Linked DNA regions of Homo sapiens: region 2 is linked to region 1. Evidence: read pairs that join two places in POLR2A ChIA-PET (ENCODE). Cell type or tissue: GM12878. All regions are shown on one strand. Each heading gives the region's core, and the rest is flanking DNA. Links, peaks and the distances in the headings are about the cores only.

Region 1 (12,553 bases), core at 3,059-11,058:
TGAACAAACTAGGAATAGAAGAAACATACCTCAAAATAATAAAGGACATATATGACAAACTCACAGCTAATGTCTTTATGAATGGAGAAGAGGTGAAAACCTTTCCTTTAGGAACTGAGGCTGGGCACGGTGGCTCATGCCTGTAATCCCAGCACTTTGGGAGGCTGAGGAGGGTGGATCACAACGTCAGGAGTTTGAGACCAGCCTGACCAACATGGTAAATCCCATCTCTACTAAAAATACAAAATTATCTGTGTGTGGTGGTACATGCCTGTAATCCCAGCTACTCGGGAGGCTGAAGTGGGAGAATTGCTTGAACCCAGGAGGCAGGGGTTGCAGTGAGCCAAGATTGCACCATTGCACTCCCGCCTGGGCAACAGGAGCAAAAACTCTGTCTCAAAAAAAAAAAAGAACTGAAACAAGACAAAGATGCCCACTTTCACCATTCCTATTCAACATTGCACTGGAAGTTCTGCCAGAGTAATAAGGCAAGAGAAAGAAATAACAGGCGTCCAAATTGGAAAAGAGGAAGTCAAATTGTTCCTCTTTGTGATATGATCTTCTACCTAAAAAAAAAAAACTAAAGACTCCATCAAAAAACTATTAGCTTTCATAAGTGAATTCAGTAAAGTTACAGGGTACAAAATCAATGTACAAAACCCAGTAGTGTTTCTATACACCAGTAATTATCTAGCTGAGAAAAAAATCAAGAAGGCAATACAATTTACAATAGGCACAAAAGGTAAAATACTTAGTGATGAATTTAACCAAGGAGGTGAAAGATCTCTATAAGGAAAACTGTAAGACACTGATGAAAGAAATGAAAGAGGACACCAACAAATGGAATACATCCCATGCTCATGGATTGGAAGAATAAATAGCATTAAAATGATCATATCACCCAAAGCAATCTACAGAGTCAGTGCGATCCCTATCAAAATATCAATGTCATTCTTCACAAAATCAGAAAAAAAAAATCCTAAAATTCATATGAAACCCAAAAAGGACCCAAATAGCCAAAGCAATCCTAAGCAAAAAGAACAAAGCTGGATACATTACATCACTTGACTTCAAAATATATTACAAGGCACCAGGTGTGATGGCTCACACCTACAATCTCAGCACTTTGTGAGGCCAAGGCAGGAGGATTGCTTGAGCTCAGGAGTTTCAGACCTGCCTGGGCAACATAGTGATACTTCATCTCTACTTAAAAAAAAAAAAAAAAAAAAAGCAGCTGGGTGTGGTGTGGTGGCACATGCCTGTAGTCCCAGCTACTTGGGAGGCTGAGGTGGGAGGATCACTTGAGCCCAAAAGATTGAGACTACACTCCAGCCTGGATGACAGAGTGAGACCTTGTCTCCAAAAAAAAAAAAAAAAAAAAAAAAAATTACAAGGCTATAGTATTGTAGTATTGGTATAAAAATATATAGACCAATGGAACAGAATTGAGAATCCAGAAATAAAGCCACATACTTATAGCCAACTGATCTTCAAAAAAGCTGCCAAAAACATACATTGGGTAAAGGGCACCCTCCTGAAAAAACTGTGCTGGGAAAATTGGATATTCATATGCAGAAGAATGAAACTGGACCCCTATCTCAGCATTTACAAAAATCAACTCAAAATGAATTAAAGACTTAAACATAAGACCCAAAACTATTAAAATACTAGAAGAAAACCTAGGGAAAACTCTCCTAGTCATTGGTCTAGGCAAACAATTTATGACTAAGTCCTCAAAAGCACAGGCAACAAAACAAAAATAGACAAATGGAACTTAATTAAACAAAAAACCTTCTGCACAATAAAGAAATAATCAACAGAGAAAAGATAACCTGTTGAATGGGAGAAAATATTTGCAAATTATTCATTTATTAGGGGACTAATATCCAGAATTTACAAGAACTCTAGCAATTCAACAGGAAAAACAACAACCAACAACAAATAATCCCCTTAAAAATAGGCAAAGGATATAAGTAGACATTTCTCCAAAGAAAACATACAGACGGCCAACAGGTATGTGAAAAAAATGCTCAACATCACTAATAATCAGAGAAATGAAAATTAATACCACAATGAGATATTACTTTACCCTAATGGCTATTATGAAATAAAAAATAACAGATGTTTGGTGAGGATACAGAGAAAAGGGAATTCTTATACACTGTTGGTGGGAATATAAACTAGTACAGCCACTGTAGAAAACAGTATAGAATTTTCTCAGAAAACCAAAATAGAATTACCATTAGACCCAGCCATCCCACTCTTGGAATCTACCCAAATGAAAAGAACTCACTATATCTAAGGGATACCTGCACTTGCACGTTTATTGCAGCACTATTCACAATAGCAAAACTATGGAATTAATGTAAGTGTCCATCAAAAAAAGAATGAGTAAAGAAAGTATGGTGTGTGTGTATATATATATATACATATATATATACACATATATATACACATATATATGCATATATACATATATATGCATATATATGTATGTATATATGTATGTGTGTATATATACATATACACACACAATGGAATATTGTTTAGCCATAATAAAGAATGAAATCATGTCATGTGCAGCAGGATAGATGGAACTGGGGGTTATTATGTTACGTGAAATAAGCCAGGCACAAAAAGACAGATAAGACATTTTTTCACTCCTATGTAGGAGCTAAAAAATTTGATCACATGGAGGTAGGGAGTGAAAAGATAGACAACAGAGACCAGGAAGGGTGATTTGGCAGGGGGGTGAAGAGAAGTGGGTTAAAGGGTACAAACATATAGTAAAGTAGAAAGAATAAATTCAGTGTTTGATAGCACAGCAGGATGACTATAGCTAACAAAAATATATTGCACTTGGGTGATGGACATCCTTGATACTCTGACTTGATCAGTATGCATTATATACATGTAACAAAATTTCACATGTATCCCATAAGTTTGTACCAAGAAAAACACTGAATTGCCACTGTATTAATAGATCAGCATAGAAAGAAAGAAATAGTGTTGGGACAATTGGATACCCACATAGAGAAACCTAAAGTTAGGTCTCTCTTTACACCATACACAAACACCATGTCTAAGTGGAGTTAAGACTTAAATATGAAAGGCAAAGATATAATACTTTTAGAAGATAAATTAGGACAATATATTTATGATATTCTAATGTAAAGAAGGAATTCTTTAAGCAAGATATAAAAACCTAAACCATAAAATAAAAATGGGAAAATCTAATTCTGTTAGATGTCTGCTATTGAAAGACATTATCTAGAGAATAAAAAGAGAAATCAAAAAGATGAAGACAATATTTCAACAGATATACAAACAACTAGTATCCAGAGTATATTAAAAATTCCTATAATTCTATAAGAAAAAACATGCATTCCAATAGAAAAATGATCAAAAGTAGGCATTTAATGAAAGAGGGTTCAACTTCATTAGTGCTCATCTTTTCTAGTAATCAGGGAAATACATAGTAAAATTATAATTTCATGCCTACTGAATAGGCAAAAATTTAATTATGAGAAATCCAAATGTTAGCAAGGATGTGGAGTAATGAGATCTCTAACTCATTGTTAGCGGGAATATAATCTGGTGTAAGCATTTTCAAAAACACTTTGGCATTACCTAGTAAAATTAATACATGCCTATCTGAAATCCATCCCTTATCCCTCCAAGTATGTAGCTTAAAGAAATCGCATATGTGTGTTAAAAATCATGTATAAGAATGCTCTAGCAGTATTATGCATAACAGCTATGATTGGTAACTCTTCAAATGTCCATGAAAAGTAGAATAGGTAAATTTGGTATATTTATATAATGGAATATTACACAGCAGAAAAAAGGTACAAATGACTACAACATGTATCAACATGGATGACTCTCAAAAACATGGATGAATGATGATCAACAGAAATAAACTACTAAAACTCAGGCAGTATGCTTTCATTTATATTAAGAACAAAAACTAGCCAAACTAAGTATTAAATTCTAAGAGATACAGGCATACTTAGTAAACTGTAAAGAAAAGCAGGGGTATGATTAATACAAAATTCAGATGCTGTTTCTCTTGCAGGGAGGAGAGGGCACTATAATTTGAGAGAGGTACACAGAGGTCTTTAAGGTACTGGTAATGTTCTGTTTCTTATCCTGGGTAATTGCTGCACATTTCATTATTTTTTTTAATACTCTCCAGATAACATTTATTCATTTTTATATATGATATATTCCCCCAATTAAATGAAAAGTCAGCTTTGTAATATTGTGGCCAAGACTGAATGACACAAGACATATAAAGTGCCAAGCATCTAAGAAGTGCTCAATATGAAGTGTCTAAATTTAAAAAATAGAATAAAATAATGTTTACCTCAGACCAGTACTAGAGTTGGGACAGGAGGGCACAGAGGGGTGGGCTGGAGACACCAAGACATATTCTCATGGGGCCCCACATGGGATACAGAGACTCAGACATTGGCTGGAGTTCATCCAACTCTTGAGGAATCTGCCAAGTGAAGCAAGCAGATGCATTCCAGAGGATGGCATGTTTACAACCTCTTGGCCTGACACCGCTGCCATAAAGGCAGCCAGCCCAAATCCCTTTCTTCTTAGGTACTAATGAGCCCGAGGACATTATATTCTTCATGGGAGAAAATACTGTTTTTTAAAAGAAGATGAACTGCTTCACTGTGTCCCCTCCCCATCCATCAGCCCTGCAGAAACTTAGCAGGAAGTGATGCGGCCACTAGGCATAGCTCATTCACCTCACCCCTGCCCACGGGTCTCAAACACACTGGCTGAAAGCCATGCCTCACTGGTGGCTCTCAAGGTCTCTTAACAAACCTTAACTGAGCACCTGATAAGTGCAGGACATTTTGCTAGACACATGACGTTATGGGTTGAATTGTGTCCCCCCAAAAGTTGTTGAGGTCCTAATCCCCAGTACCTGTGAATGTGACCGTATTTGGAAAGATCTTTGCAGATGACCACAGTAAGACGAGGTCGTTAGGGTGAGCCCTAATATAAATGGTGTACCTATAAAAATGGAAAGTTTGGACACAGAGACAAGCACATGGGGAGAATGCCACAGGAAGATTAGAGGTATGGTGCCACAAGTCAAAGAACTTGCAGAAGGTAAGAGACAGCCTGCTACAGATGGAATGTTTGTATCACCACAAAATTCATATGCTGAAATCCTAACTCCCAATGTGATGGTATTAGGAGGTGGGGCCTTTGGGAGGTATTAGATCATGAGGGCAAAGCCATCACAAATGGGATCTGAGCCCTTATAAAAGGGATCTCAGAGAGCTCCCTCACCCCTTTTGCCATGTAAGGACACAGGAAGAAAATGAGCATCTGTGAAACAGAAAGTGAGCCCTCACTGGCCACCAAATTTGTGAGCACCTTGGTCTTAGATTTCCCTGCCTCCAAAACTGTGAGAAACACATTTCTGCTGTTCATAAACCACTCAGCCTATAGCATTTTGTTATAGCAGCCTGAGTGGACTAAGACAGAAACCTGAGACAGATCCTCCCATCATACCTTCAGAGGGAGTGTGGCCCTGCTCACACCTTGATCTGAGACTTCCTGAACTGAGAGACCATAAATTTCTGTTGCTTAAGACACCCAGTTTGTGGCACTTTATTTTGGCAACCCTCAGAAACTGATACAAATGGGCAAAGACACAGAAAAAATACGACTTCCTGCCCCCAAGGAGCTTACTGTTTCCTAAGGCCTGGAAAGAAACAGCTGTATGTCAAACAGAATGAAATAAGTAAAATAACAAAAAGTAAAGGAAGCACTCTGGCTGTGCAGGCTAGAGAATTCATAATTCTCACTATAGAGTATAATATGACACTTTACAATTATTGATTTTTCTTTCACATATTCATTTATTCACAGGGGACTGTAGAATGTATTGGTTAAGTGGTTAAGAATACATTGGCTTTGAAGTCAAATAAATCCAAGTTCAAATTTTAGCTCAGTTGGTTTCTAGTCATGTGATACCAGGAATGTTATATATTTTCATTAGGGCTCATTTTCTCCATTTATAAGATGAGGATAATCATTCCTATCTTGCGGAATCATTATATGCATTAAGTAACATAATGTGTTGGAATATATAGTCATATATATACATATATAGCTTAATACAGTTCATAACACATAATAAGTATTCCATAAATGGAGCTGCTGCTGCCAGGAGCAGCAGCATCACTATTCATCCAATACAAGGTGATTGTGTCTGCCTTTGAGCCAGATGCCGTGCTCAGGATACAAAAACAAGGCAATGGGCCAGGTTCAATGGCTCACACCTGTAATCCCAGGAGTTTGGGAGGCCGAGGTGTGCAGATCACTTGAGGTCAGGAGTTGGAGACCAGCCTGGCCAACATGGCAAAACCCATCTCTACTAAGAATATAAAATATTAGCTGGACATGGTGGCACACGCCTGTAATCCCAGCTACTCAGGAGGCTGAGGCAGGAGAATCTCTTGAACCCGGGAGGTGGAGGTTGCAGTGAGCTGAGATCATGCCACTGCACTCCAGGCTGGGTGACAGAGTGAGACTCCATCTCAAAACAAAATAAAAAACAAACAAACCATCAAAAAAACAAGGCAATGGTTTTTGCCTCCACAGAGCTTACAGTCTAGTTCCTTCCTGTACTGAAGACAGATGTGGAAGCTAACCATTATTTTAAAAATAGAATACATACAGAGAGAAGTGTCAACCTAGTTGGAGGTTTCACATCTTGAGTGAAGGATTAGGGTAGATGCAGAGAAGAGGTGATGCTTGAGATGAGTTTTGAAGGCTGAGTAAGAGTTTGTTGAGGAAAGGGCCATTCCAAGGAGCAGGAAGGAGTATGAACAAGGGAACAGAAGCCAGAGAGTGTGGGCAACACTTGCAGAGGGCAAATAATTTGGTGCAGCAGAAGCACAGGATCGTGAGAGAGGAGAGGATCCTGGAAAGATGGGCCAGGGTCACATTGTAAGAAGCTTTATATGCCAATTTGAGTAAGTTTGACTTCATCTATTGGCAATGAAGAGCTTTTAAGGGACTTTTGTTTTACAATAATGTGTGGTAAGGAAGGGAGTGACATGGTAAGATTTGCTTTTGGACATACTGCTCTAGCATTGGTGTGGAGGGGAGAAAAGAGGCAGAGGAACCAGATAGGAGGTGGTCACCACATTAGTCAAGATGACAAACTATAAAGACTAGAACTGAGTCAGTGGTGGGGGCATGGGTGGACTTGGTAAATAGAAGATAGTGTCAGTTGACATCTGTGATGCTTTGTAACTGCTGGGTATTTCTTGAACACCCTTTCTATCATTAGGGAATTTCCCAATTACAGTCCGTCCTCCTCAAGGAAGAAGTGAGAAACTCATTTTCTCACCCCTGGCAGGAGGGTGCAAGTGTGTGACCTGAGCTCTGCCCATCAGACACCATCAGGACTTTGATTTGGAAGAGAAGGATGTGAAGAAGATATTGCATGGAATTCATTCTGAACAAGGATGGTAGTGAGACACTACCATCCTTGTGAGTGTGAGTTTTGAGGCACAATAGTCTTAGCAGTCACTTTTCACCCCAGAGTTGGCATGCAGTCTGTGGCAGCAGCAGGATTTCTGCTGGATAGCCTGGCAGGGTGACTTCGGCATTGTTCCTCTCTGGAAAGTATCCAAGTCAGGCCCTTGGACTTTCCTGAAGATTCTACATGCTACCTAATAAATTAATACATTTCTTTTTTTTTCTTAAGTTAGCTAGAATGACTTTTGTTTTCTGCAACTTAGAACATGATCTGATACAAGTAGAAATGATGGCATTTGGAGATAAACTGGGAGTAAGGAAGAGGGTGAAATTTAGAACATCCATATCTTTCTCAGGTACCTAGGTGCATGATAGCGCTGCTAAGTAAGCTTGGGAATGAGTGGGAAAGAGCAGCTTAGGAGAGAGAATGGGAGCAGCTTAGGGGAGAGCGTGGGAAAACTCAGTTTTCGAAATACTGAGTTTGAATTTCTTTGGGAACATATGAGTCAAAGGTGGTGAAAAATACGAACCTTGATATCTGCAAGGAGGGCTAAAATCAGATTTTGGACTTGTCAGAATATATTTACCTATTAATTAACATTAATTGAGTACTTATAATGGTCCAGACACTGAGGAAACAACAGTAAGACAAGATCCCTGCTTACATAAAACTTACGATCTAATGGGATAAATCAGAAATAAGTAAACAATTTAAAAGAATGATCTGGAGAGTGATAAGTGCTACCAAACAAACAAGCGGAGCCGAATAAAGAGATAAAGGGTGATGGTTAAAACAGCTGTTTTAGAAAGAGTGTCCATGGGAATCCCTCTCTGAGGAGGTGACATTTAAACAGAATTAGGGAGTGAGCCCTGCCAAGTTTTGAGGACATGGGAAAACATTCTAAGCAAAGGGAACAGCAAATGCAAAGAGAAAAATAAGCTGAGGGTGTTTAAGGAAGAGCAAGAAGGCTAATGTGGCCAGAGTGGAGTAAGAGGATAGTGGTAGAAGATAATCTTGGAGAAGTGGGCAGGGACCGGATGACACAGAGTCTATATAGTTGATTAGCATGAGAAATTTTCATTTCATTCTAAGTGTCGTAAGAAGCCATAAGGGGGCTCTGAGCAGGAACAGAAATGAGGTGACTTATTCTTTTAACTCTCACAGCTGCCTTGTGGTGTCTTTGGGGGTCGCAAGAGTGGAAGAAGGTAGATCAGTCAGGAAGCTAGTACCTTAATCTGGGCAGAAGATGATGGTGGCTTAGACTCAGAAGGTGATGAAAACAGTGGTGTGGTGAGAAATCATTGAATGCCAAATATCTTTAGAAGGTGCAACCAACAGGATTGCCAATGGAATTACTGTGAGTGTTAGAAAGAGAGAAATCTAGGATGACTCCCAAGTTTTGGCCTAAGAACTAGGTGACCAGTGGTGTGATTTAATGAGGTGGGTGAGGGCAGGACTGGGGCTTGGTAGTGGAAATCAAATATTTTGGCTTGAATATTAATTGAAAATGACTATGAGACACCAAAATTGAAAAGCTAGGACTAGAGTTATCAATTTGGAAATCATTAATTCAGAAACAGTATTCAGACACAGAACCAGGTGAGGTCACTGGAGGACAGGATGGGAACACCTGTCCACAGGACTGGATGAAGTCTCCAGACAGTAAATGTGGATAGAGAAGAAGACTTAGGACTGAGACTTTTGGTCATGCCCATGGGTAGCATTTGAATAGATGAGAGGGAACTAATTTCTATTAATGAATAAAAGAATACCAAGTCTCCTGGTATTCTTTTACTCATTGATAAAAACTAGCTCTTTCTGTGGAGACTGTGGTGTTTCACGAGTCAAAAAAAAAAAGTAGTTTCAAAACAGAAGGAGTAACCAATCATTTCTTTTTTTTTTTTGAGGCGGAATCTCACTCTGTCACCCAGGCTGGAGTGCAGTGGTGCGATCTCAGCTCACTGCAACCTCTACCCTCCGAGTTCAAGCGATTCTCCTGCCTCAGCCTCCCAAGTAGCTGGATTACAGGTGCCTGCCACTGCACCAGGTTAATTTTTTGTATTTTTAGTAGAGATGGGGTTTTACCATCTTGGCCAGGCTGATCTTGAACTCCTGACCTCGTGATCCACCTGCCTCGGCCTGCCAAAGTGCTAGGAGTACAGGCATGAGCCACCGCGCCCAGCCAGGAGTAACCAATCATTTCTTATCTTGCTAAGAGATTGAGTAAAGAAAGATTCTAAGAACTGACCACTGGAACGTGGAGGTTGCTGCTGGGACCTTGACAAGTGCAGTTTAGATGGCGTGGTAGGGATGACAGACTAATTAGAGTGGTTTCAAGAATGAGTAGAGCCGGGTGTGGTGGCTCGCTCCTGTAATCCCAGCACTTTGGGAGGCCAAGGCGGGTGGATCACGAGGTCAGGAGTTCAAGACCAGCCTGGCCAACATGGTGAAACCCCATCTCTACTCAAAATACAAAAATTAGCCAGGTGTGGTCGTGGGCACCTGTAATCCCAGCTACTCGGGAGGCTGAACCAAGACAGTGGCTTGAACCCGGGAAGTGGAGGTTGCAGTGAGCTGAGATCATGCCACTGCACTCCAGCCTGGGCAACGGAGCGAGACTCCATCTCAAAAAAAAAAGTGAGTAGAAAGTATAAGAGTGGGGTTGGTGAGAACAGAGCTTTAACAAGAGGCAGTGCAATGGGTGGAGACAAATGGTGAAGGCAGTATCTGAAATAGGGAGCACAGTTGAGATTGCCCAGAGAAAATGTGTAGATTGCAATGAGAAGAGAGTTGGAGATAGAACCTTAGGAAACATCAAGAAATGGAGACAATTTCCTCAGAAGATAGATTGAGATAGGAGAAGCAGGAAAGTACCACGGCCCAGAAACCAAGAGAGGAGAGGTTGTAAGGAGGAGGTGGTGAGCAAAGTCATACGTTGCAGGTAGCCCAGATAAAAAGGACTTCTGGAGTTAGCTGTTAAGAAGTTCTTGGTGATCTTAACAGAGGTAATTTCAATGGTGGCAAAGGTAGAGGCCAGGGTGTGTTCTATGGGGAAGGAACAGAGGTGAGGAAAGGAAAGAATAAACTCAGGCCACTATTTGAGAAGGAAGAAGAGAAAACTGCTATAAGGAGCCACAGTTGAGGTAAATTTTATTTTTCAGGAAGAGGTATTTCAGCATAAACATATGTGAGAGGAAGGAGCAGATGGAAGTGCAGGAGTAAAGGGTGATGGTGGATGGAAGAGGGAGGGTTTAGAGCACAGGCTGGAGGACTCACCCTGAAGGAGGGACAACCCTTTCAAGGTAAGAGGAAGGAGGCAAAGGTGGAAAGAGATGCACATAATGGTCCAAGAGGCAGGAAGTGCTTACTTGATGGCCTCTATGTTCTCCCTGAAGTAGGAGGCAAGATTCAGTGATGGTGGTGGGTGCTGGGGTGGGGGATGGCAGTGGGGATGGGGTGGGGGTAATAAGAAGGATGTGGAAAAGAGAGCTGCAAGGGTGCTACCTCAGTGTGTTCACAAATACCATTATCTACCTAACGTTTTGGTGTTTGTCTCTCTGTCCCAGCAAACCTCCCAATTCCGTCTCCCTCCCTTTTCCTTCCCCCATAAATCCCTTCTCAAATCCCACCTGCAGCTGTGGGGAAGCTTCCTGTCATGGGTGAGTTATGGAAGAAACCTTTATCTTTCCTCTCTGGCACAAGTTTTTCCCCAGGAGGCCTGTACTGAGCCCATCACAAGCAAAACTTAGAAAATAGAAAAAGCAGAAAACCAAGGCAAGACATTTTAAAGACAAGTACATTGCAATGAATTATAAATTTAAAAATTATAAGTTGAATGGTTGCTGAGCATTGTGGCACACACCTGTAATCCCAGCTATTCAGGAGGCTGAGGCACGAGAATCGCTTGAACCCGGGAGGTGAAGGTTGCAGTGAGCCGAGATTGTGCCACTGCACTCCAGCCTGGGCAACAGGGCGAGACTCTGTCTCAAAAATGAAATAAAATAAAAATGATAAGTTGAATGAGTACTTAATAGATATGTGCTACCTATTTTAGTATTGAAACTTCTGTGAGGCAGCAGTTGTTTTCGTTTTGTGTCTCCTTAGAAGGTAGTTTAGAGAAGTGACCTTGGAACTCCACTTCTTGGGCCCAGATTAGAGATAAGTAATCTTGGGCTAGCTACTAAATCTCTCAGTGCCTTAGTGTCCTCATCTGTGAAATGGGAATTGTAACAGCACTGCCCTCTTAGGACTATTGTGGAGATTAAATGACTGAATGTGTGTAAAGCCCTTAGAATGGTGCTTGTGTTGAAAGCAGTCAATAACTGATAGCTGTTAGAGTTACAAGTTCTGTAAGAGTGCAGGCACATTTTGGACCCCACAAAGGAAATGCTCAAGAGACTAAAATACTCTTTTAAAATGTTGTAGGGAGAGTAGAATATCGTATTGTGGTGAAAGTGGGGTGCTGGATCTAGCACCTAATCTTGGATTCTTTTTTTATTCTATGAAAAAGTCCCTCTGCTGCATGGGAGTGCAACGTGTTGACCTAAGGACAAAGTGTGAGGCTGGTGAACAGGGAACTTCTCAGTTCCCATTCAGTGCCATCTCTTTTCTTGAGAGGTTTATTCTTGTTGCAGATGCCCCGTGTTCTGCTATGCTTCCTGCTATCTGAGTTCCCTCTGCCCCTCCACTCCTATTTGGAGAAGTCCTTATGCCACATAACACACACCTCCCCGTCAACTTGAAAAATAACCTATCCTGATTCCCAATTCTTCAGGTGAGAGTCTCCATCAGCTAGCTGACTAGGAGGACTAATCTAGCATACTTCTTTCCAGGCAACATTTGCTTTTAACAGAGGCCACTATGAAGAGGTAGCAGGGCTCAGTGGTTATGGGCACACTAAGCAAGAGGGGACTGCCGCCCACACTGTAGAGAGCAGTGGGATTTGGACAGTTACAGGTCCCCATGGCCCATCCTGCTTGGAGTCCTTTGGAGGGTTCTTCTAGAAGGGATTATGTCTATCTAGACTCTAAA
Region 2 (12,553 bases), core at 1,397-9,396, 120 kb before region 1:
CTGACACATAGGGTGTAAAGGGTTTTGACAGTTCAGGTAGCCCCAGGGCTGGGGCCGACATGAGTTTTTCTTTTAACTCATGAAAAGCTTGTTGCTATTGGTTATAATAGATGTAGTTTATCCAATCTACATTTTTATTAACTGTCACCCACCAAAATATTGACTCAAATCCTGCCTCTATTTGATTTCAAGCTTTAAATTGATGTGGTATTCCCCGTGGGACTCCAATTGCGTCTAAATAGACGTGAGAGTTGAAAGACCCATAAGGGGCTTTCTCGCACGATGTCTTATTTTTCCTCCCTCTGATTGATGAAATGTCAGGGTGAAAGGGATAGCTAATTGGACTAAAATACAAGTGCCACTCCAGTTATTCAGCAGAGTGCCCAGTAAAGGTCCACCACAATACCATCACACATCCGCTCGGGGATGAACAAGAGCTGACTGATTGATAAGCTCTTGACAATTCTTAAGCTCACTGCATCCCTTCAGGTCTCCAAGGAAGCTAAGTTTCCTCCCTGTCGTGAGAGACACGAAGTGAACTTAGTGTTGGAAGAGGGAGGCTGGATGGCCCTCGGGGACTGACCTGCAAGGTGCTGGACATTGGGATATAGCAGAGAGAGCTTGGCACGACTTATTACTCCAGGTTGTGGAATCCTGGAAGAGAGCTACCATGCAGCCCACGCCTGGTCGACTGGAGGACCACCTTAGTGGAAAGGGGACAGTCTGGGCCTCTGGCCTGCCATGTGCACAAGCATAATAATTGCTTTTGTTTAACGTGCAGATGGAATATTTGATCGACTCCAACCAGGCATTTGCATCTTGGTATCCTGTTTTAATTGCCAAAGTTTGTTTTAAGTCTTTAACTTTTATGATCCTCGAGTAAAATGAATGTACGATTTTAGGAAATTACAAAAACTGGTTGGGGCAGTCCATCCTTGCTCTTTAGTGGTCCACAGAATGTTGGACCAACTACAGCATAAAAGCTCTACATTGGGGGGCAAGAATCCTGGTTGACACTAGGGTCTTTATCAAAATTTCCCTGGATTAAATGGTCCTAATTTACTAATGCCCAGTCTGAGAAGAGTCAGGAGGGACAGAGGTACTTTTCTGAAGTAGAGAGCTGTCTTTGACTTGGCAGGTCCCCACAGGGTATAACAAGGCAAGCATTAAATGCAATAGTTTGAGGCGAAATTGACTTGGTTATGTTAATAACTAGATGGTCAGCAATAGAGCGAGGGAAGAAGAAAGAGTAATAGAATAGATGAAAGAGTTAAATTTTTCTTAGCTTTAGTTTGATAAGGTTTTCCCCTGGGACTGTGGCCCACGACTCTGGAGGTGGGGGCGCTTTGACTCGGGTGTGATGAGTCCATCCCTTTTCCGCTCTACGAACGGCAGTCTCAGTGGTTAACAGCACAAGGTAGGGTCCTTCTGAGGCTGGCTTGAGTTTTTCTTCTTTCCACCCTTTGATGAGAAGGTGATCTTCAGGCTGGTGCTGGTTTACTGGAAATTCTAGGGGTGGTACCTGTGCTAAAAGACTTTTAGTTTTGAGGGAAAGGAAAGTGGAAGATAAACCAAGTATATAATTTCTAAGAAATTGACCTTTTGTTTTAAATGTGGGGACATCAGCAGTGGACTTTATTGTCCTTGGTGCCTTCCTACTGAGAAATTTCCTTTAGCACCTATTTTTATTAGTTTTTAGACCAAAGAAGCCAAACACCATTTTATATCTGACAGTGCTTCCTGTATGATTTTTATACCAGATAAGCTAAATTTCACCTTTTACTGTGCTATTACTGTGCTATTAATGTTAAACTTAGTTTTAATAAACTTTGTAGACATTTATTCAATTTTTAATGTCAGACCATAAGGTAAGATTTTTATAGACTCTTTTTAACCTTTTATAATCTTTGTTAAAGAGCAGGTTAGTGCTTTAAGAAAAACCCATTGTGTTTTTACTTTAATGTCCAGTTCACAGAAAAACTGGATGATACCCCTTTAACTTTAGCCAATATGTTTACACACAGAATTTTCTTTACAATTAACGTTTTAAAACTTGCTTAAATCTTCAAAACAATATATACTTTTTAACCTTTTAATGTAGGTAAAAATTTACATTGTTATGCCTCCTTATAATCCTTTTACCAAAGGTATATTTTACTTTCCTTATACAACTTGCACATAAACTGTTTTGTTTTACATTCAGGAGGCCTAGTTACTTTTAAATTATACAACATTTCTTGCATAAATTCTTTTTTTAATAACATTTTTTTCTTTCACGACTTTCGCAGACAATTTTTCGACATGCCTCAACTTTCTGACTTATTACAAACATTTATTTCTTTAAATAACCAGTTAATTTATTTCAGGACAAGAACTTCCCATATAACACTCTTTTTACATAAATTCTGCCCCCCCCTTTTTTTCCCTTTTTTTTCCGAAGATGATAACCATTCTTTTCCAAAGCGAACTTCTTTTATGTCTGTGGACTAGACTGTCTTAAGGCCACAGGATTAGAAGTTACCATAATACATGTTACACTGTTAACTTTTAGCAAACTTTACTTTTGTTGAAAACCTTTTAAGTTTGGGATTTCAATTATCCTTTGCTATTAATAAGACCTTGTTCAGTCCAAATTAACTTAGAATTGGTATAGATGTTTTTTTTTTTTTTCCTTCAATTACCTGGGAGGAACCATCGATTGTCCTGTCCTGAAGGGAGTTCCTCCTAGGTCTGGTCAGACCTTTGTATGGTAATTAAGATTTAGATCCCCTGTAAGGAAACCTGCTGGGTTAAGGGAATTTTCAGTGGTTAATGTTAAATCATCCTTTTTTTTTTTTCCTTAGGATACTTCTGAACTGGTGAGATGTGCTCACAATGAGGTTTCCTCTAAAAGTTATTTTTTTTACTTTCTTCTGTTAGCAAAGCAGTTGCCTACAGATTGAATGCTTCTGGGCCATCCACAGGTTACTGGGTTAAGGATTTTTGATAGGAAGTCCTCAGTGCTTTCGGGAATACGCCCTTGTTTACACTGACAACAAAGTGGTATTAGAGTGTTACAGGGTTACGGAGAATACCTTTAATTATCAATTATAGGTTTTAAATTTACCTTGGCTTTTAAAGGAATAGGGTACACTGTTTTTTTTTCCTTAACTTCTGGTATATTTCTCTCTTTCTCTCTTTCTTTCTCTCTTTGACTTTCTGTCTCTCTCTTTTTGACTTTGCTTTTGCCTCTGTCTCTTTCTGCCTCTCTGCCTCTCTCTTTCTCTCTCTCTCTCTCTCTCCTTGACTCCCTCTTTGTCTCTCTGTCTCTTCCTCTCTCTCTCTTTGCCCCTTTTTCTCTCTCTTTCCTCCTCTGTCTCTCTCTGCTGGTCTTTCCTTGTCTCTGCCAGCCACTTATGCTGCTGTTCTCTCAACCACTGGTGAGGGGGGTGTGGGGTCTAAAACCAGCTGTAACCAAGGGTCTATGTATGGGAACTCATCTGGGTGCCCTGGCTTACAGGTTACCTTGTGCCATACCTTTGAAACAAGGGACCTGTCCAGGCTTCCTTCTGATGGCCAACCCACCTCTAATGCTGGCCAGTCTATTTCACACAAAGTTCTAAGTTTTCCTGGTGTCATAGTAACACCATAATCTCCCTTAAATCCTTCCTTGAAATTTTTCAACATAGTTCCTAGTGGGGTGGGCTTACTTTGTGCCTGACCCATGCTTCTTCGAGACAAAACACCATGCTCACACCACAAAACAAAGAACGAGTAAAAAGGGCACACACACACACTTTTACAGTTTACACCAAACTCAGAATCAAAACCAAAATCAGAGTATCCAGAAATCCAAGCCAGGTCAAAAACAAAACCAAAGTATCAAGCAATCCAAGTCAAGTCAAAAACAAAAACCAAAGTGCCGGTACAGGCAGACCGTGGGTGATCAGGCCACGCTTCCACTCAAATGGAGTGGGCAAGTTCCAAAGACTAGTCTTACCAAGTTTCAGATGTCCAGACTCCAAGTGCCAGTTCCTTCCCGGTGTTCAGCCACTGCGTTGATCGTCCACGGGGGCCTGCCACGTGCTCCTCTGGCGAGGCGTTCCACCAGGCCAATTGCCTACCCAGGAGTGCTCTCAGGATCCGCATCGGCCAAGCTGGCTGGAGTGCCCCATAGGGATGCTCCACAGGGCAGGCCTAAGCCACCTAAGGGGCTGCCTCGACCGTCCGACTGTCTGTTAATCACCTCGCTTCCCGGTCAGGGAACCAAGAAATGTAGCAGAACAAGCCACGGGCAAAACCCCTCAGACACCGAGTTAAAGAAGGAAGGGCTTTATTCGGCCAGGAGCTTCAGCAAGACTCACGTCTCCAACAGCCGAGCTCCTATTTCATTCATTTTTATATCTCTCCAGTCTAGTGTAGTTCCTGTAGGAGATCTGGAAATGTTTCTCGTATGAAAGGTATATATACAGTGCTTCCAGATGTTGTGGGTAAGGTCCTCACTTGATTGAGGGGAAGGAAGTATAGATTTTTTTTTTTTTTTGAGACAGAATCTTGCTCTGTCTCTAGGCTGGAGTGCAGTGGTGCAATCTCGGCTCACTGCAACCTCCGCCTCCTGGTTCAAGCACTTCTCCTGCCTCAGCCTCCCAAGTAGCTGGGGCTACAGACACACACCACCACACCCAGCTAATTTTTGTATTTTTAGTAGAGACAGGGTTTCACCATGTTGGCCAGGATGGTCTTGATCTCTTGACCTCTTGATCTGCCCACCTCGGCCTCCCAAAGTGCTGGGATTACAGGCGTAAGCTGCCGTGCCTGGCCTGAATTACATATTTTAAGGAAGGGTCCAGACATACAGGGGAGAAAGCTGGAAGACTCAAGTCAGCTACCATGTTAAATAGGTGACTTCTAGAAACACCTGGAGATGAGGTACATAAGATTTGTGACATAGGGAAAAACATCCTTCCCTCAGTATGACGAACAAACAGACCCAGTTCTAAAGAACAACTTCCTTAGATTTGTAACTGATGGATGGGGAAAAGTCCAGAGATTTTCTGTGCAAGAAACCTTCACCTGTGACCAAGTATTCTTAGCGACCCGACATAAGAATAGTTTATCTAAATCAACCCTGAACTTGCTTCACAGACACAAGTTCTTTTGGTCTACTAATAACATACAAATTCCTTTTAGAAGACCACACCCACCAAGTAGGAAACGAAGGTTTCCACATTCCAAAAATTAGCAGAATCTTATCACAGCTGACGGGGCTAAGGATAGAGAGGAATAGAGGAATCAACCTATCCCCAATAGAGCAAGAAAATGAGTTAGCCAAGAAAAGCAAATGTTGGATTTAGCTCTTCAAGACCTTAAGAAAAAGATAAAAGTACCTCTGCTTCAAAACTTTTAAGGAACGTTGTATCTGAGAGACTTTGCCTAGAACTTAGTATATGTGTATATTCTATACTAAAACACACATTTACATGAAGAAAGACTTTCTTCAAATTTTCCTCTGTCTTTAAACTGTCGTGATTCATTACTATTTGTTTTATTTCCAGTGTACTCCAAAATGTGGTCCAGGATTCAAGCATCGGATTGTTCTGTGCAAGAGCAGTGACCTTTCTAAGACATTCCCAGCTGCACAATGTCCAGAGGAAAGCAAACCTCCTGTCCGCATCCGCTGCAGTTTGGGCCGCTGCCCTCCTCCTCGCTGGGTCACAGGAGACTGGGGCCAGGTAAGGCGTTTGTACTGTGGGCTCCTGCTGAAATAGCACCTTGAGACACAAACCTGAGGTTCCTTGTGTGATCATTGTAAGGGCTTGAGAGATGAGTAAGAATTAACACGTAGAAGTCTAAGTATGAGGCATGAGTGTGAAACAGTGCACAAACCACAGCCACCACATGTGGACACATACAGAGTGAGCCAGTGATTCTCCCACACCCACACACTTCCCACTTCAGATTCTATTCTTCAGATCCATTGTGGTTAAAATTAAAAGAGAAATAGAATAACCGATAGAGATCTGAACAAGCTACCAAAACTTTGGATTCTAGTCCCAGCTGTCAACTGAAAAGGAACAAATCAGTTAACAGCAGTGTCTTCATTTTCCCACTTGCAAAATAGAGATAATTACTCTTTTTTTTTTTTCTTTTGAGATGGAGTCTCACTCTGTCGCTCAGGCTGGAGTGCAGTGGCGCGATCTCGGCTCACTGCAAGCTCTGCCTCCTGGGTTCAGGCCATCCTCCTGCCTCAGCCTCCCGAGTAGCTGGGACTACAGGTGCCTGCCACTACGCCCAGCTAATTTTTTGTATTTTTAGTAGAGACAGGGACTCACCATCTTAGCCAGGATGGTCTCGATCTCCTGACCTCGTGATCCGCCCGCCTCGGCCTCCCAAAGTGCTGGGATTACAGGTGTGAGCCACCGCGCCTGGCCAAAAATATATATATTTTTAAGGCTCTTCATGAATATCCTTACAAGTCCTGTGGGTGCTTTCAGAGTTTTTGCAAACAAATCCAACAGGGCTTCAATGTGTTGACCCTGTAAACATCACCATCCCCTGTGTTGGCACCAGTTACTTCCTCATGCCTTTGATTCCAAATTTCATAGGCTTTCTGGTATTCTCGATGGCAGGCCCATAGATTAACCCAGCTTCATTCTTCAGCCTCAGCAGCTGATCAGTCCCAAGTGAAACTAAGCCTCTCGGACAGTAACTTCAGTTCTGAAGTGACTGAATCCCAGAGTAGATGCAAAAGGAGAGGGAGACACGCTCATTTGAGAACACAGACTACTTCTCAGGTTTGTGTGGCTGGCAATCCCTTAGAAAACCTGAGGGACTTATTTAAGCTCTTTTTTTTTTTAAATGACCCCATCACCAGGCTCCACGCCTGTCACTGCTATTACACTGAACTAATAGTTTAATCACATACAGGACACTCCAATAAGCCATCAGGTTATTTACCTGCACACCTATAATAAATAGGGAGCAATAGTGATTTCCTAGCCCTACAATCTCTCATTATTCTACTTCATCACAAGGATTTTCTCATGACACTCCTGCTAGAGTTCACCAGCCTTGCCGGGAATTGTTGGAGTGATAGCAAGAAATCTCTATGTATTATCTTCTGGGAAGTATATTGAGTCTGTTTGCTAGGGTAATAACATGATCTTTGACTTTCCAAACCAGTTTGATAGTAGAATGACCTAATCATACACCTCTCAAAAATGAACCACATGTGGGCTTTAAAAGTTAATATTGTGGCCAGGCGCGATGGCTCACACCTGTAATCCCAGGATTTTGGGAGGCTGAGGCGGGCAGATCACGAGGTCAGGAGATTGAGACCATGCTGGCTAAGATGGTGAAACCCCGTCTCTACTAAAAATACAAAAAATTAGCCGGATGTGGTGGCGGGTGCCTGTAGTCCCAGCTACTCGGGAGGCTGAGGCAGGAGAATGGTGTGAACCCGGGAGGCAGAGCTTGCAGTGGGTTGAGATTGTGCCACTGCACTCCAGCCTGAGCGACAGAGCGAGACTCTGTCTCAAAAAAAAAAAAAATTAATATTGTGGCTGGGCGTGGTGGCTCATGCCTGTAATCCCAGCACTTTGGGAGGCCAAGGCAGGAGGATTGCTTGAGGTCAGGTTCGAGACCAGCCTGGCCAACATAGCAAGACGCTGTGTCTCAAAAGAAAAAAAAAAAAGTTCATATTGTGTTGTATTTGAAATGACATAGTATATTTTTTACCTCCTGAAAATTGTTGAGATTAATATTTTGTTTCTTTGTGTCTTTGGATTTAGTGTTCTGCTCAGTGTGGCCTTGGACAGCAGATGAGAACTGTGCAGTGTCTCTCCTACACCGGACAGGCATCTAGTGACTGTCTAGAAACTGTTCGGCCTCCATCAATGCAGCAGTGTGAAAGCAAATGTGACAGTACCCCCATTTCTAATACTGAAGGTGAGTTTTCCATGGAGGAGGGGCCTGTGGTTTCTAATGACCCACCTTTACTGTTCCCAGGGTCTGAAGAGCACAGTAAACCCACTACTGTAGTGTAGTTTGAGTAGAGCATTTGTGAAAGCTGCTTATATGCAGACAGCAATCAGGAAACCCAAGTTTTTTCCTGACTTTTTAAGTAACTTTATGACCTTGTTAAGTCACTTAACCTCTCTGGAGCTAAGTTTATCTATAAAATAAGAAATTGGAGTAGATAATCTCTAAGATCATATCCAGCCTTGTATTCTAAGTTTGATTTATAGTAGGACTTTAGAGCTGTTTCCTAATGAACTACTCTTGAAGTGCAAACTTCTGTTTCTTTTTGGATATGACAGTGGATCTCTATCATTCTGAAGATTTAAATTCATTCTTGTTATACATATAATGAAAGCATATGTTTGAAACTACTTGCATTTTAAATGCTAATTTTCTTATCGTAGAAAAGTAGAAAAATAATTATGTAGCTGTTTATAAAGGTGGACAAAGTTCTTTGTGCTCTGGAATTTCTCTTTCTGTTTTGTTTTTGTTTTTGTTTTTGTTTTTAATTATACTTTAAGTTTTAGGGTACATGTGCACATTGTGCAGGTTAGTTACATATGTATACATGTGCCATGCTGGTGCGCTGCACCCACTAACTCATCATCTAGCATTAGGTATATCTCCCAATGCTATCCCTCCCCCCTCCCCCCTCCCCACCACAGTCCCCAGAGTGTGATATTCCCCTTCCTGTGTCCATGTGATCTCATTGTTCAATTCCCACCTATGAGTGAGAATATGCAGTGTTTGGTTTTTTGATCTTGCGATAGTTTACTGAGAATGATGGTTTCCAATTTCATCCATGTCCCTACAAAGGACATGAACTCATCATTTTTTATGTCTGCATAGTATTCCATGGTGTATATGTGCCACATTTTCTTAATCCAGTCTATCATTGTTGGACATTTGGGTTGGTTCCAAGTCTTTGCTATTCTGAATAATGCCGCAATAAACATACGTGTGCATGTGTCTTTATAGCAGCATGATTTATAGTCATTTGGGTATATACCCAGTAATGGGATGGCTGGGTCAAATGGTATTTCTAGTTCTAGATCCCTGAGGAATCGCCACACTGACTTCCACAATGGTTGAACTAGTTTACAGTCCCACCAACAGTGTAAAAGTGTTCCTATTTCTCCACATCCTCTCCAGCAGCTGTTGTTTCCTGACTTTTTAATGATTGCCATTCTAACTGGTGTGAGATGATATCTCATAGTGGTTTTGATTTGCATTTCTCTGATGGCCACTGATGATGAGCATTTTTTCATGTGTTTTGTGGCTGCATAAATGTCTTCTTTTGAGAAGTGTCTGTTCATGTCCTTTGCCCACTTTTTGATGGGGTTGTTTGTTTTTTTCTTGTAAATTTGTTTGAGTTCATTGTAGATTCTGGATATTAGCCCTTTGTCAGATGAGTAGGTTGCGAAAATTTTCTCCCATGTTGTAGGTTGCCTGTTCACTCTGATGGTAGTTTCTTTTGCTGTGCAGAAGCTCTTTAGTTTAATTAGATCCCATTTGTCAATTTTGGCTTTTGTTGCCATTGCTTTTGGTGTTTTGGACATGAAGTCCTTGCCCACGCCTATGTCCTGAATGGTAACGCCTAGGTTTTCTTCTAGGGTTTTTATGGTTTTAGGTCTAACGTTTAAATCTTTAATCCATCTTGAATTGATTTTTGTATAAGATGTAAGGAAGGGATCCAGTTTCAGCTTTCTACATATGGCTAGCCAGTTTTCCCAGCACCATTTATTAAATAGGGAATCCTTTCCCCATTGCTTGTTTTTCTAAGGTTTGTCAAAGATCAGATAGTTGTAGGTAAGCGGCGTTATTTCTGAGGGCTCTGTTCTGTTCCATTGATCTATATCTCTGTTTTGGTACCAGTACCATGCTGTTTTGGTTACTGTAGCCTTGTAGTATAGTTTGAAGTCAGGTAGTGTGATGCCTCCAGCTTTGTTCTTTTGGCTTAGGATTGACTTGGCGATGCGGGCTCTTTTTTGGTTCCATATGAACTTTAAAGTAGTTTTTTCCAATTCTGTGAAGAAAGTCATTGGTAGCTTGATGGGGATGGCATTGAATCTGTAAATTACCTTGGGCAGTATGGCCATTTTCACGATATTGATTCTTCCTATCCATGAGCATGGAATGTTCTTCCATTTGTTTGTATCCTCTTTTATTTCCTTGAGCAGTGGTTTGTAGTTCTCCTTGAAGAGGTCCTTCACATCCCTTGTGAGTTGCATTCCTAGGTATTTTATTCTCTTTGAAGCAATTGTGAATGGGAGTTCACTCATGATTTGGCTCTCTGTTTGTCTGTTGTTGGTGTATAGGAATGCTTGTGATTTTTGTACATTGATTTTGTATCCTGAGACTTTGCTGAAGTTGCTTATCAGCTTAAGGAGATTTTGGGCTGAGATGATGGGGTTTTCTAGATAAACAATCATGTCGTCTGCAAACAGGGACAATTTGACTTCCTCTTTTCCTAATTGAATATTCTTTATTTCCTTCTCCTGCCTGATTGCCCTGGCCAGAACTTCCAACACTATGTTGAATAGGAGCGGTGAGAGAGGGCATCCCTGTCTTGTGCCAGTTTTCAAAGGGAATGCTTCCAGTTTTTGCCCATTCAGTATGATATTGGCTGTGGGTTTGTCATAGATAGCTCTTATTATTTTGAAATACGTCCCATCAATACCTAATTTATTGAGAGTTTTTAGCATGAAGGGTTGTTGAATTTTGTCAAAGGCTTTTTCTGCATCTATTGAGATAATCATGTGGTTTTTGTCTTTGGCTCTGTTTATATGCTGGATTACATTTATTGATTTGCGTATATTGAACCAGCCTTGCATCCCAGGGATGAAGCCCACTTGGTCATGGTGGATAAGCTTTTTGATGTGCTGCTGGATTCGGTTTGCCAGTATTTTATTGAGGATTTTTGCATCAATGTTCATCAAGGATATTGGTCTAAAATTCTCTTTTTTGGTTGTGTCTCTGCCCGGCTTTGGTATCAGAATGATGCTGGCCTCATAAAATGAGTTAGGGAGGATTCCCTCTTTTTCTATTGATTGGAATAGTTTCAGAAGGAATGGTACCAGTTCCTCTGTGTACCTCTGGTAGAATTCGGCTGTGAATCCATCTGGTCCTGGACTCTTTTTGGTTGGTAAACTATTGATTATTGCCCCAATTTCAGCTCCTGTTATTGGTCTATTCAGAGATTCAACTTCTTCCTGGTTTAGTCTTGGGAGGGTGTATGTGTCGAGGAAGTTATCCATTTCTTCTAGATTTTCTAGTTTATTTGCGTAGAGGTGTTTGTAGTATTCTCTGATGGTAGTTTGTATTTCTGTGGGATCAGTGGTGATATCCCCTTTATCATTTTTTATTGTGTCTATTTGATTCTTCTCTCTTTTTTTCTTTATTAGTCTTGCTAGCAGTCTATCAATTTTGTTGATCCTTTCAAAAAACCAGCTCCTGGATTCATTGATTTTTTGAAGGGTTTTTTGTGTCTCTATTTCCTTCAGTTCTGCTCTGATTTTAGTTATTTCATGCCTTCTGCTAGCTTTTGAATGTGTTTGCTCTTGCTTTTCTAGTTCTTTTAATTGTGATGTTAGGGTGTCAATTTTGGATCTTTCCTGCTTTCTCTTGTGCGCATTTAGTGCTATAAATTTCCCTCTACACACTGCTTTGAATGCGTCCCAGAGATTCTGGTATGTTGTGTCTTTGTTCTCGTTGGTTTCAAAGAACATCTTTATTTCTGCCTTCATTTCGTTATGTACCCAGTAGTCATTCAGGAGCAGGTTGTTCAGTTTCCATGTAGTTGAGCGGCTTTGAGTGAGATTCTTAATCCTGAGTTCTAGTTTGATTGCACTGTGGTCTGAGAGACAGTTTGTTATAATTTCTGTTCTTTTACATTTGCTGAGGAGAGCTTTACTTCCAACTATGTGGTCAATTTTGGAATAGGTGTGGTGTGGTGCTGAAAAAAATGTATATTCTGTTGATTTGGGGTGGAGAGTTCTGTAGATGTCTATTAGGTCCGCTTGGTGCAGAGCTGAGTTCAATTCCTGGGTATCCTTGTTGACTTTCTGTCTCGTTGATCTGTCTAATGTTGACAGTGGGGTGTTAAAGTCTCCCATTATTAATGCGTGGGAGTCTAAGTCTCTTTGTAGGTCACTCAGGACTTGCTTTATGAATCTGGGTGCTCCTGTATTGGGTGCATATATATTTAGGATAGTTAGCTCCTCTTGTTGAATTGATCCCTTTACCATTATGTAATGGCCTTCTTTGTCTCTTTTGATCTTTGTTGGTTTAAAGTCTGTTTTATCAGAGACTAGGATTGCAACCCCTGCATTTTTTTGTTTTCCATTTGCTTGGTAGATCTTCCTCCATCCTTTTATTTTGAGCCTATGTGTGTCTCTGCACATGAGATGGGTTTCCTGAATACAGCACACTGATGGGTCTTGACTCTTTATCCAACTTGCCAGTCTGTGTCTTTTAATTGGAGAATTTAGTCCATTTACATTTAAAGTTAATATTGTTATGTGTGAATTTGATCCTGTCATTATGATGTTAGCTG

The links. Peaks named below come from ENCODE experiments on the same cell type or tissue, not always from the same donor. Only the 100,000 strongest peaks of a DNase experiment are listed, where the experiment ranks them.
Region 2: POLR2A ChIA-PET joins it to region 1 with 7 read pairs; 2 of 35 experiments call an interaction of 5 or more read pairs at or near these places.

What each region holds. Positions count from the first base shown.
Region 1 is chr5:65,043,228-65,055,780 of GRCh38, reverse strand. No RefSeq gene overlaps it. Among named protein-coding and RNA genes, the nearest start is that of CWC27, 280 kb to the right of the region's middle. RefSeq lists enhancers at 5,226-5,365, 11,489-11,598, 12,079-12,218. In GM12878, for the core only: no CTCF peak of the experiment used is centred there; DNase peaks (open chromatin) are centred at 5,430, 6,727 and 7,240; H3K27ac peaks cover 3,427 bases.
Region 2 is chr5:65,165,990-65,178,542 of GRCh38, reverse strand. ADAMTS6 (ADAM metallopeptidase with thrombospondin type 1 motif 6) reads left to right here. Exons shown (of 25, transcript NM_197941.4): 23 at 5,535-5,711; 24 at 7,770-7,926. Among named protein-coding and RNA genes, the nearest start is that of ADAMTS6, 310 kb to the left of the region's middle. In GM12878, for the core only: no CTCF peak of the experiment used is centred there; a DNase peak (open chromatin) is centred at 5,922.